2 separate regions of the Homo sapiens genome follow, and region 1 is linked to region 2. The links are chromatin loops, found by intact Hi-C in ENCODE. Cell type or tissue: B cell. All regions are shown on one strand.

Evidence for each region. A loop is a pair of places that touch in the nucleus more often than their neighbours do. Peaks named below come from ENCODE experiments on the same cell type or tissue, not always from the same donor. Only the 100,000 strongest peaks of a DNase experiment are listed, where the experiment ranks them.
Region 1: it touches region 2 in a loop (5-fold over the local background); 1 of 110 quality-filtered maps calls a loop at or near these places.

What each region holds. Positions count from the first base shown.
Region 1 is chr5:124,704,924-124,709,923 of GRCh38, reverse strand. The region is part of intron 2 of ZNF608 (zinc finger protein 608); the gene reads left to right. Among named protein-coding and RNA genes, the nearest start is that of ZNF608, 39 kb to the left of the region's middle. RefSeq lists an enhancer at 91-830. In B cell, no CTCF peak of the experiment used is centred here; DNase peaks (open chromatin) are centred at 2,183, 3,663 and 4,893; H3K4me3 peaks cover 3,207 bases; H3K27ac peaks cover 2,845 bases.
Region 2 is chr5:124,054,848-124,059,847 of GRCh38, reverse strand. It overlaps LINC01170 (long intergenic non-protein coding RNA 1170), which reads left to right. Exons shown (of 6, transcript NR_125774.1): 6 at 1-54. Among named protein-coding and RNA genes, the nearest start is that of LINC01170, 380 kb to the left of the region's middle. RefSeq lists an enhancer at 2,947-3,136. In B cell, no CTCF peak of the experiment used is centred here; DNase peaks (open chromatin) are centred at 2,407 and 3,167; H3K4me3 peaks cover 2,139 bases; H3K27ac peaks cover 2,463 bases.

The DNA.
Region 1 (5,000 bases), 650 kb before region 2:
ATTTGCATGGAACTTTTCAGGAATTCAGCTTTGTACAAAGGGCCTTGTGCAAAGGATTAATCCAAGAACACAGGCTTTTTTAGTGCCTTTACGATGGTCTCCTTTCTTTGTGGCTTATTTTTGTGCTTTAAGTGTCTTTGGAAATGGGATGAGAGGAAATCAGAGAACTCTTATGAACAAGATATGAAAACACTGATCATTTACTGCCACTATTTAAAGCACACACAGCTCTCTGAGCAGTGAAAGATGTCAGCGGCACTTTTGAAACAGATTAAGTATCTGTGGCTCAGCAGTAGGACAGGTTTTCAAAGAACACAACTGAGGCTAAGTATGTGACAACTGATGTGGTGTGGTAGAAAAGAGTCCCTGTGTCTGCTCCGCCTCCACCAATATCGCTTAGCTATGGAACTCTACACAGTTCAAGGCCTTTGAGGGAGGAATTTAATTTGGCTTCATAACAAAAGAAATTTAAGACATTGAGTAGAGTAGTTTAATTATATTCCATCTTTACATACTCAGTACCTTCTGTTTTGCTTTGAAAACTGTCATGGCTAGAGAATGAAGTTAAAAATAGTCACTGCTGTTTAAAGCGTATTTTACACATGTAGCTGTGTACATTCTCTTGCTTTGTGACCTGCATATAGGGATCCTTCTGGCAGTCAGACACGAAGAGTCAGTGACCCCCTTTCCTCTCCACCCCAAAGCAGTACCATGCAGAACCCAGATTTTTTTTTTTTTTTTTTTTTTTTTTTTGAGACAGAGTCTCTCTCTGTTGCCCAGGCTGGAGGGCAATGGTGCAGTCTCGGCCCACTGCAATCTCCGCCTCCTGGGTTCAAGCAATTCTCCTGCCTCAGCCTCCCGAGTAGCTGGGATTACAGGAGCCGCTACCACGCCCAGCTAATTTTTGTATTTTTAGTAGAGACTGGGTTTTTCCATGTTGGTCAGGCTGGTCTTGAACTCCTGACCACAGGTGATCTACCCGCCTTGGCCTCCCAAAGTGCTGGGATTACAGGCGTGAGCCACTGCACCGGGCCTTGGATTTTTGGCATTCTGGAATTTTGGCATGGTGGGGGTTCTGGCTGGAGGTGGAAGCATCCGTCTTGGCCCCACTGGCCTTGGGGCCAGAGCCCTGGTCCATCCCCAGGCCAAGTCCTACCAGATCAGCTGCTAAGCCTGAACAGCACTTGAGGGCAGGGTTGGTCTTCATACCTGATAATGAGAAAGTGGAAATGGCAATATAATTCCCAGTCTGTGCATAACGGTAGTTTTAGAATTGGATGATTTAAAACAACAACAATAAAACAAAAGCTGAGCTTTGGTTTCAGTAAGGTTTTAAAGTGAGGTTTCTGAAGGGATTGTATTATTTGCTTGCAAGCCTGAGATTCACTATTCTGAACTATGGGTAATAAAGGGTGATTCAGGTATATTGCTTCCAACATACAGAAAAGGGCCAGAAATTACCCATGGAGAAAGATTTCTTTCCATCTCATCTTCTATTTTACATTTAGAAGGGTTTGCGTTTGATGTTAGACCAATGTGGGGTCAAATTCTGGCTCAGCCACCGACCCTGAGTGACCTTTTAAGTTACTTAACTTTTCCCACGTTTCCTTTTCCTCATCTGTAAAATACTTCCCTTAACAATTTTGTAAAGATCAAAAGAGAGAATGCACAGTATAATCCCTCCTACACTATATGTGGTAAGACAGTTATAATTCCTCTATGTTGTATGTGTTAAAAAGTAGCTGCTGATGTTACTATTTTTATGAGAAAGCCCATGGACTTTAAGATCAGAGAGCTTTGGTCTTGAATTTCAGCTCCTTAGATAAAGTGGCCCATCCTCTGAGATCTTCAGTTTCTGCTTCTATAAAACAGGAATGTTGTGAGAATTAAAGGAGGCGGAAAAAGTCTGGTACCTTAGACCCTTTGTGAGAATTTGCCCATGTTGTTTTCTCAGCAAGCTGCAAAGCGTAAATTGCTTTGATCATGGTTCTGAAAGGAAGAGTTGTCTCCATCACATTTACGAAAAGGCAGAATTAGAAGTGACCAAAATTCAGTTGTTACAGGTTTGTCCTTTAGGGATGGAAATTCAGCCTCAATGATTAGTTCTGGAGAAAAGATCAGTGCCTAATTTAAGGAAATGGTTTTTAAAGCTTCCCCTGCTTTGCTAAAGAAGCAGTGACGTCAGGCAGAAAAAGGGTGGTTAAAATGCAAAGTAAGAGACTGCAGCAGTGGTCGCCTCTAAAGAGCTGTGATTTCCCCTACGTAGTAGTGGAGTCTCTTTCTAATGCTTTTTAAATGAAGAGGTGACTATGGGCAATCTCATAAAACAGCCCAATACCAGGATATGGAGAAAACGTGAACATTAAGTAATCGTGCCCCAGCATTCTCATAGACTATAACAATATTGGCTCTGAGCAAAGTAAAACACCATTCCCCCTCTGGTTGTTGGTGATCCCGGGATTGAGGGGTTAATAGCAGGATCGGTGTGGATATTTTTGGCAATAGACGTGAGAAAGCTGTGGCAAGCTTCCCTGTCAGGGTTTAGACCTGATCCCAGGTAAAGGAGGGAATCTCTCTGCCTTCTGGAGGCTTGCTTCTCGGCAGTCCTGGGTTTCGCCTTCTCCTTCTACCTGGCAGCAGAGCCACCTGAATGTCTCTTTGTTGGGTCTGGGTGGAGCAGGAGTGCTCGAGGGAGCACTCTCCAGCCCTACCCTGGCCACCTATCCTCACTGGCTGTCGGTTTCCTGGTACTGAAAGCATCACTGACCAACACAGTGAAATGCCCCAGTGATGAAAAGCTGTCCCCACCAACACTCCAGCTTTGGATCCTTCCTTGCCCATCAGCACTCAGGAAGCCCTTGAAAGAAGGTGAACGGAGAAAATATTGCCAGGGTTTCCCTGCAGATTGCCCGCCCCCAACCCAGCCCTCTGATTACACACACTAAGTGCCGCTCTCTGTGTAAATAACCTTTTCTTCCCTGCCTCCCTTCAGCCTCCCTGCTCCCCCTCCCATGCTCTTAGGCTCTCTCGCGTGATAAATAGCCAGGCTACTGCTCAGCATGCACTAACACCTGGGAATAATCATGCAAAAATAACAGTGAGAGACTGCCGCGCGTCTGTTCTTGACATTAACTTTCCTCGGTTTGACAGGCTGCCACCACCAGCTGTTAGACTTATGGGTCTTTTTTTTCCAGTGGAGATGGCTGCTTTCCTGCTTTCCTCTTTTTTTGGGTTCTAATAGGTTACATCAGTGTCCTATCAAGATGACAGAAAAGAGCTTTGACAAAGAAACCATTGCTAAAACAGGCCAGTTCTCTATTCTGATATTTTATTCCAGTTGTTAGTATTATTAGACTAATAATCCCCCACTGATTTTTAAATGAGGAATATCTGATTAGAACTATATTAGTGTTTCTCCCCTCAGAAAGGGATTTGTTGTTGCCTCTTGTGAATTGCCTTTGAATGTAGCAAATACTAGCATTTGGTCCCATAGGGCCAAACCACCTATCGATTTCAGGTCTCAGATATATTTGTAATAATGATACTAATATTGACAATAGCAATAGCCCCTGTTTATTGAGTGCTACCTTCTACCAGGCCCTGAGCTAAAGTTATTTGTATGATCTTCTGTAGTAGTCACATGAGCCAGATGTTATTTCCGTTTTACAGATGAAGGCACTGATTCCCCAGAGCGATCAAACTACTTGCTTAAGGTTTTGTAGCTAACAGTAGAGCTGGATTCCAACCCCCAGTGAAGACAGATCCCTGCCCCACCCTGTCTTCCATTAACACGCTACTTTTTGCTCTCAGGCCACCATGAAAGTTCCTTTGGTTGTAGTTCTACAATTATCCTTGTAATTTTGCTATATTTGTATGATTATCTGACCAGTGTCACAGTCTTGCCCACTACACAGTCAGTCCAGAAGGGCAGGGACCTGGTCTGTTTGGGCCACTCTTGTTCTAGCAGGTTGCACGGTGCCTGGCAAATGGCAGGTGTGTAGTAATTATTGGGTGGATGTGTGATAAGAGTTGAGGTGAGCTGACTGTTAGGGCAGCAGTGCATGAGAAAAAGCTGCAACTAGAGATTAGGAGGAGGAGATTCTGTAGTAGTACGGGACTCATCAGGGCCTTCATGGTGATCCCATCATTGCCATAAAATTGTAAAATGGAGGTGGGTTAAGCCAGTTGACTGCTGCCAGATGTCAGTGTATGAAAGAAGCAGTATTTCCCCAGGCTGAGCTTCTCAAGGTTAAGCCCCCTTTCTTGTATTTTTAACATACTTTAATTGCACTTAACCATGCATTTGGAGGGGATTATAGATTTATGTTAAATATAGTAGGATATAAAAAGGAGCTTTGGAAGGTTGGGTGCAGGGTTAGGGAACTATAATATCAGACCAGGGACTTTTAAGCCAGTGTTTACTGACCTAAGCACTATGCTGAGCATTCACTTTGCACGGATTATCTCACTGAGTCTTCACTGCAACGCTTGTGGGGGTAATTGTTATTATTACTCCCATTTCTTAGAACTAGACACTGAGTCTTAGAGAAGAGAAGCGCGGTAACTTGCTCAGGGTTCCACACAGCAAGTACTGACAGGGTCAGCATTTGAACCCAATTCTGTCTGCTAACAGAACCAGAGGTTCAAGTCCTGGTATGCTGCCTCCTCACTGGAGGGAGTCCTTGTGGAAACTGTTGCCACCCTCTGCCTTAATGACCTTCATTGGCTGAAGAAATTATGGTTCAGTGTATGGATCACTGACCTGAGAAACCAGGGTGCAGTGGAGTTGATCTTTTGTATAAGGCAAAAATAACTACTGAAAATGCTTTAAAATCCTCCTTTACATATGATACATGTGACTTCACGTTTGACACTGAGATACACAAGAGAACTGAAACCTTTTGGGGGGAAATTCTTACCTAGCAGAAAGAATTGGCCACACTCTTTGAATTACTTCCCTTCCACCCTTCTTCTGTTTCCCAGTGTATGTTGAACTCCTG
Region 2 (5,000 bases):
CTTGGACTTGTAGCTCCAGAACTGTGAGGAAATAAATTTCTGTTGTTGAAGCCACCCAGTCTGTGATTTTTTTTATGGCAGTACTAGCAGATTGATATACCTTCCATCTAGTTGCCTGAAAATAGGGTCTAAGGTACCATGCGTAAATAAAACATATCTGTGGTACCTGTGGTGCCAAAGCAGACATTTTGTATTTTTGTGGATTATCTGGGGACAGACACAGCTCTTACAGCTGAATAGAAATTCTCCCGATAGTGTCTGAAGTGGTTGTAAAAGTTGTCAGAGTGAGGGGAGTGGACAGCCGTTATTTTTGTTTGCCTACATTTATTTCTCCTTCCCCTCTAACATCACAATGGCTTTCCTAGAATAAGTGAATCCTCCCTCACTCTTCTCATGCTTAGTCCACATGATTTGGGTATGGCTGACTCCACCCCATGGCTCTAAGTAGGGCAGGTGACTCAGACCTGGAAGGAGGAGTACAGTAGCCCCTGACAGAATGATTACTCAGGAGAGAACGTGTGACCATCACAGCCATTTAACATCCACTTTTTCTGGAACTGCTGGGAAAGAAACATGAAATTTCTGTTGGATTTACTAATGTGAGAGCCTGTTAGTATGGAGCTGCTTGGGACCATTTCTCAAGGAATTATGTCAAAACAGAGGAAGCCCAAGTCAAGAAGAGACTAGTGTATTTCTGAAAGCACTCTTACAGGAGCAACATCCAGTGATTCTTGGGCCTAGACTTGGACTTTTCCGTTACTATCGCTGATACATTAGCCCATTTTTGCATAAGCCTGCTTGAGTTGAATTTTAGGCTCTTACAGAAGGAAGAGACATTTTGGTTATCACTATGGCTGACGCTTAAAAGAGAGATTTAAAATTTCAACTCAAATGCCCTCTCCCTTCTCACAATTTATCCAAACTTCTATTAAGCTTCTATTAAGGCTGAGTTCAAGTTATACATTCTCTGTGGGTAGCCTCCTCCTCTGGACTGTCATGTGAACCGCACAGCAAGAGAAGCAATGTAGAGGCACTGGGTTTCACAACACATGCAGTCAATTACCTGGATGGGGGCTAGGGGTCGCCAGGAGTTTAAGGACTACTTTTTAGAAATTTATTTGTTTGTCATTTACTAATTGTAGTGAGTTGAACAATGTTCCCCCCCAAATCTGTGTCAAACCAGAATCTCAGAATGTTATTTGGAAATAAGATCTTTGCAGATGTAGTTATTTAAAAATCTCAAGACGAAATTATCCCAGATATAAGGTGGGCACAAAGTTCAATGACAGGTATCCTTATAAAAGAGGAAAGGACACAGAGACCCAAGAAGAAGGCCATGTGGAAAGAGGGGCAGAGTTTGCAGTTATGTTGCCACAAGCCAAAGAACACCAGGAGCCACCACAAATTGGGAGAGGTAAGGAAGAATTCTCCCCTAAAGTCTTTGGAGGGAGCATAGTCCTGCTGACGTCTTGATTTCAGACTTCTGGCTCCCAGTGTTATGAGAAAATAATTTCTCGTTTTTAGACACCAAATTTTTTTATTATTTGTTATGGCATCCATATGAAATGAATACACCAGTGAAGCTATAAAGTATGAGAAAGTGGGGAGAAAGCTGAAAACTCTAAGAAATGACTTTGCTGGAGAAGGGGAAGTTCATGTCAAAGTTCATTAGCATTGAGATAAAAAAGATCAGTGCTATTCCCCATACACTGTACATTCTCCCTTGTGCCTTTATCCTAATTAATCAGATGCTGACCAGGCTTTGTATATTATCTGATGGCCATTCTCAGGAAAAGCAAGGATTTGCTGAGCTTTTGCACTTTTCTGAGATGGGGAAGGCACTGAGAAAAAGGGCGCATGACGATTTTACTACAGAAATTCTGCAGTGTGATTTGGCATCATGACAATTTGGCCATCTGCTTTGTGGAGGGAGTCCAGCACCATCAACGAGACAGTGTAATTTCTGTCACTTCTTAGAGAAGCATCCTTGTAACACAACAGTCCTTTGGTGGGTTCATTGTGTGGCAGTGTAAATTTTCATGACTAGGGTCCTCGTCCATCCTGGTTTGCCTCAGACAGCCCCAATTTATGCCTGTTGTCCTGGCTGAATTAATTACAGCCCTCCCTTTTTCACTTTGAAAAGTGTCCCTGTTTGGATGATAAATTATATAGCCACCTTAGCTATGACACAATCTCTCATTAAAAAAAAAAAAAAAAAGCTGTAAAGCTTTGCAAATTGATTTACTTTCATTTTCTTGCCAACCCCACAAGATTACTTACAATGTTTTGGAAATAGTAATTACATTTTTTTTTAAAGAGAGTTTTGCCTGGGAGTTAGAAAAGGGAAGTTCAAAAAGGGAAGTCTATGCTGTCTGTTTCCTAAAGACTGTTTCGCTCCTCCACAGCAGGTGCCCCCACCAGTGCCTCCCTACCCGCTCCCAGCTTTGGTGGCAGAGCAATGCCTCTATCCAGTGAAAGGAATTTGGCTGCTTCAGCAAGGTGACAACTGCACACATCCATATCTGCAAGGCAGGTGTAAGCTGGCATTTTGCCCAAGTCTAGCCAGACAGCTTCATAAATCCTGCCCTTACCACAGCCCGAATTACTTTTCATGACACAAAGCCAAGCTGTGTTATTCACCTAATGCCCCGATTTACAGTTCCCAAGACAAAAGAACATACAGATAGAGTTTCAGGGCTCTGTTTGCCTTCACGTTTATCTAAAGGTCAGTTTCAGGTCACGCTCAAGAAACCTGACAAATGGTGGTGAATAAACCTAAAAATAAATTAAATGCAAGTGGGAAACTTAAGCATTCCTTATTCTTGTGCCAAAAGAAAACTCAACCCAATTGACATTCTTTTAATATCTGAGATAAACAGCTGTTCTCTTATTCATGGCATCGTAGGGAATTATCATGCTCCCTTCAGCTCCTGCGCACATGTACATGTGTGTGCTTCCACATAAGGTACCCACATGTACACACATACACACGTCTCGGCGCAGTTCCCGTTTAGGTATTTGTTCTTGTGTCTTTAAGGACCTGAGTTCATGGAAGACTTGAGGGTCCTCAGAGTGAGAACTGCTCTTATCTGGAACAGTGCTGTGGTTGCCCAGGAGTACCACTCATGTCCTGCCAGGCTCAGGGGCACTAGGACGTCAAGCAGAAATCTCATCACTCTATGAACGAGAAAATCAGACCAACAAATGCCGGTCCTTGGAGAGAGATAATTGCTCATATGCCAGATTCATGAAGGTGAGAGTTGAGCAGTTAACCTGAAGAATGCTTCATGCAAATAGGCTTAGAACTGCGGAACAAGAAAGTGCTGGAGCCCCACCAACTGAAAATACCTCTGCAGAAACCTCAAGACCTCAACAGTCCATTGCCGAGTTGTTGGCCATGACAGGGCTTCTAGAGCAGCACTTAATTTACCCTTGGTAATTCTAAGGAAAATGATAGACAACAACAAAAAACCCACCTTCTGCCCTTCAGAAAACTGCAATAGACTTTGAGATCTACCCCACTATGCTGTGTTTTTCTATATGTAAACCTTCTCTATGATGTAGATTTTCCTTCCTCCCACTCCATCCCCAAACCCCCAGCCTCGCTTTTCTATTCACAAGATTGGGACAGAAATTTCACTAAGAGAAGTAAGACACTGCTGGAGAAGAAACACACTGAGCCCATCACATTTCACAGTGGGTTTGTAAATTCCAGCTGCCTCTGTTAGGGTTACAGAACAAGCCCAGAGTTGTTTCTAAAGACATAGTCAAGTAAAACTCATCACTGTCAAGCTTCTGAATGCAAGGAAGAAGTGTGGCAGATGAATGTGTTTCTGTGACTGGTTTGAAAACCTGCCATATGGTTTGTGGACAGTAGCATTTGGACAACTGAGGTATAAAGGAGTCTTATGGCACCATCAGCAGCCACATTTGCTCACTCTCACCCTCTCAGCTCTCACTTGTCCCACACGTACAGATGGGGCCCTACTGCAAGACTTTTTGGCTTTCCTCCTAACAGCTTCCATTGACTTACAAAGAGTGCAGGCTGGAAGCACTGGGATTTCATTCCCCCAGAGAGCAGCCAATGGCACATGGGAGTTGGTGGATATATACCCCAGTGGTGAGAACTCTGAGATATGTTTTACACTGGCTCTCAACAGTCCCCAGTGGGGTTATGCCCCCATTGCCCACCATGATAACTGGCTCAGTAGGGCACCGTTTAGCGGCTTCTTTACCTTCCCTCTCTCATTTCCTCATCCCACTACTGGTGCTACTTGGATCCCCTCACAAATAAAGCACTTGTATTAAAATCCTTATCTGGAGTCAGATCCTGGGGGATCCCAGCCTAAGAAAGCACACTATGAGGATATCTGTGAAAAGGCAGGTGGAACTACATAGATTATGTGACTTGTGTCTGAAGAGTGAGCCCCATAGGGCATTTGGAAATGGCACAGAGGATGTGCCCTGGAGTATCCACATGTATTGATGGAGGTTATAGAATGTGAACTTCCAGATGCAAATGTACTAGTAAAAAGTGCATTATTTGTGTGCATGTGCAAGCCAGGGAGTGGGGATTGTGGGGAGAGACTAGGAGGTAAGGATGTCTCATCTTCCATTATTATTAGAATTATGACTGAGAAGACAAAGCATCACTTTGAGATTTGTCTGTGTGTTTGAAAAGGCGGATGAATGTTATTAATGTATTCCAGGAAGTACTGAACACCAACTTGAAGCTTTTATCCGCTTTTCTTTGCTCTAATTTCTAAAGCAAAAATGTCTTTCCTCCAAATACTCTATTAAAAGAACGTATGAAATTAATGAAACACATCATTACTTTTACAATGGCCAAATTGTAGATTTGTCACAGTACAGAGATGGAAACTCATTAAGCTATTGTGTTTCTGCTTCACATTTTATAGTGCATTAGAAGAAAAAGAATTTTCCAAACCTACCAAACCTTCTTCTTTTCTATTGTCTTTCCAAAACTTCTTTTATAGTTT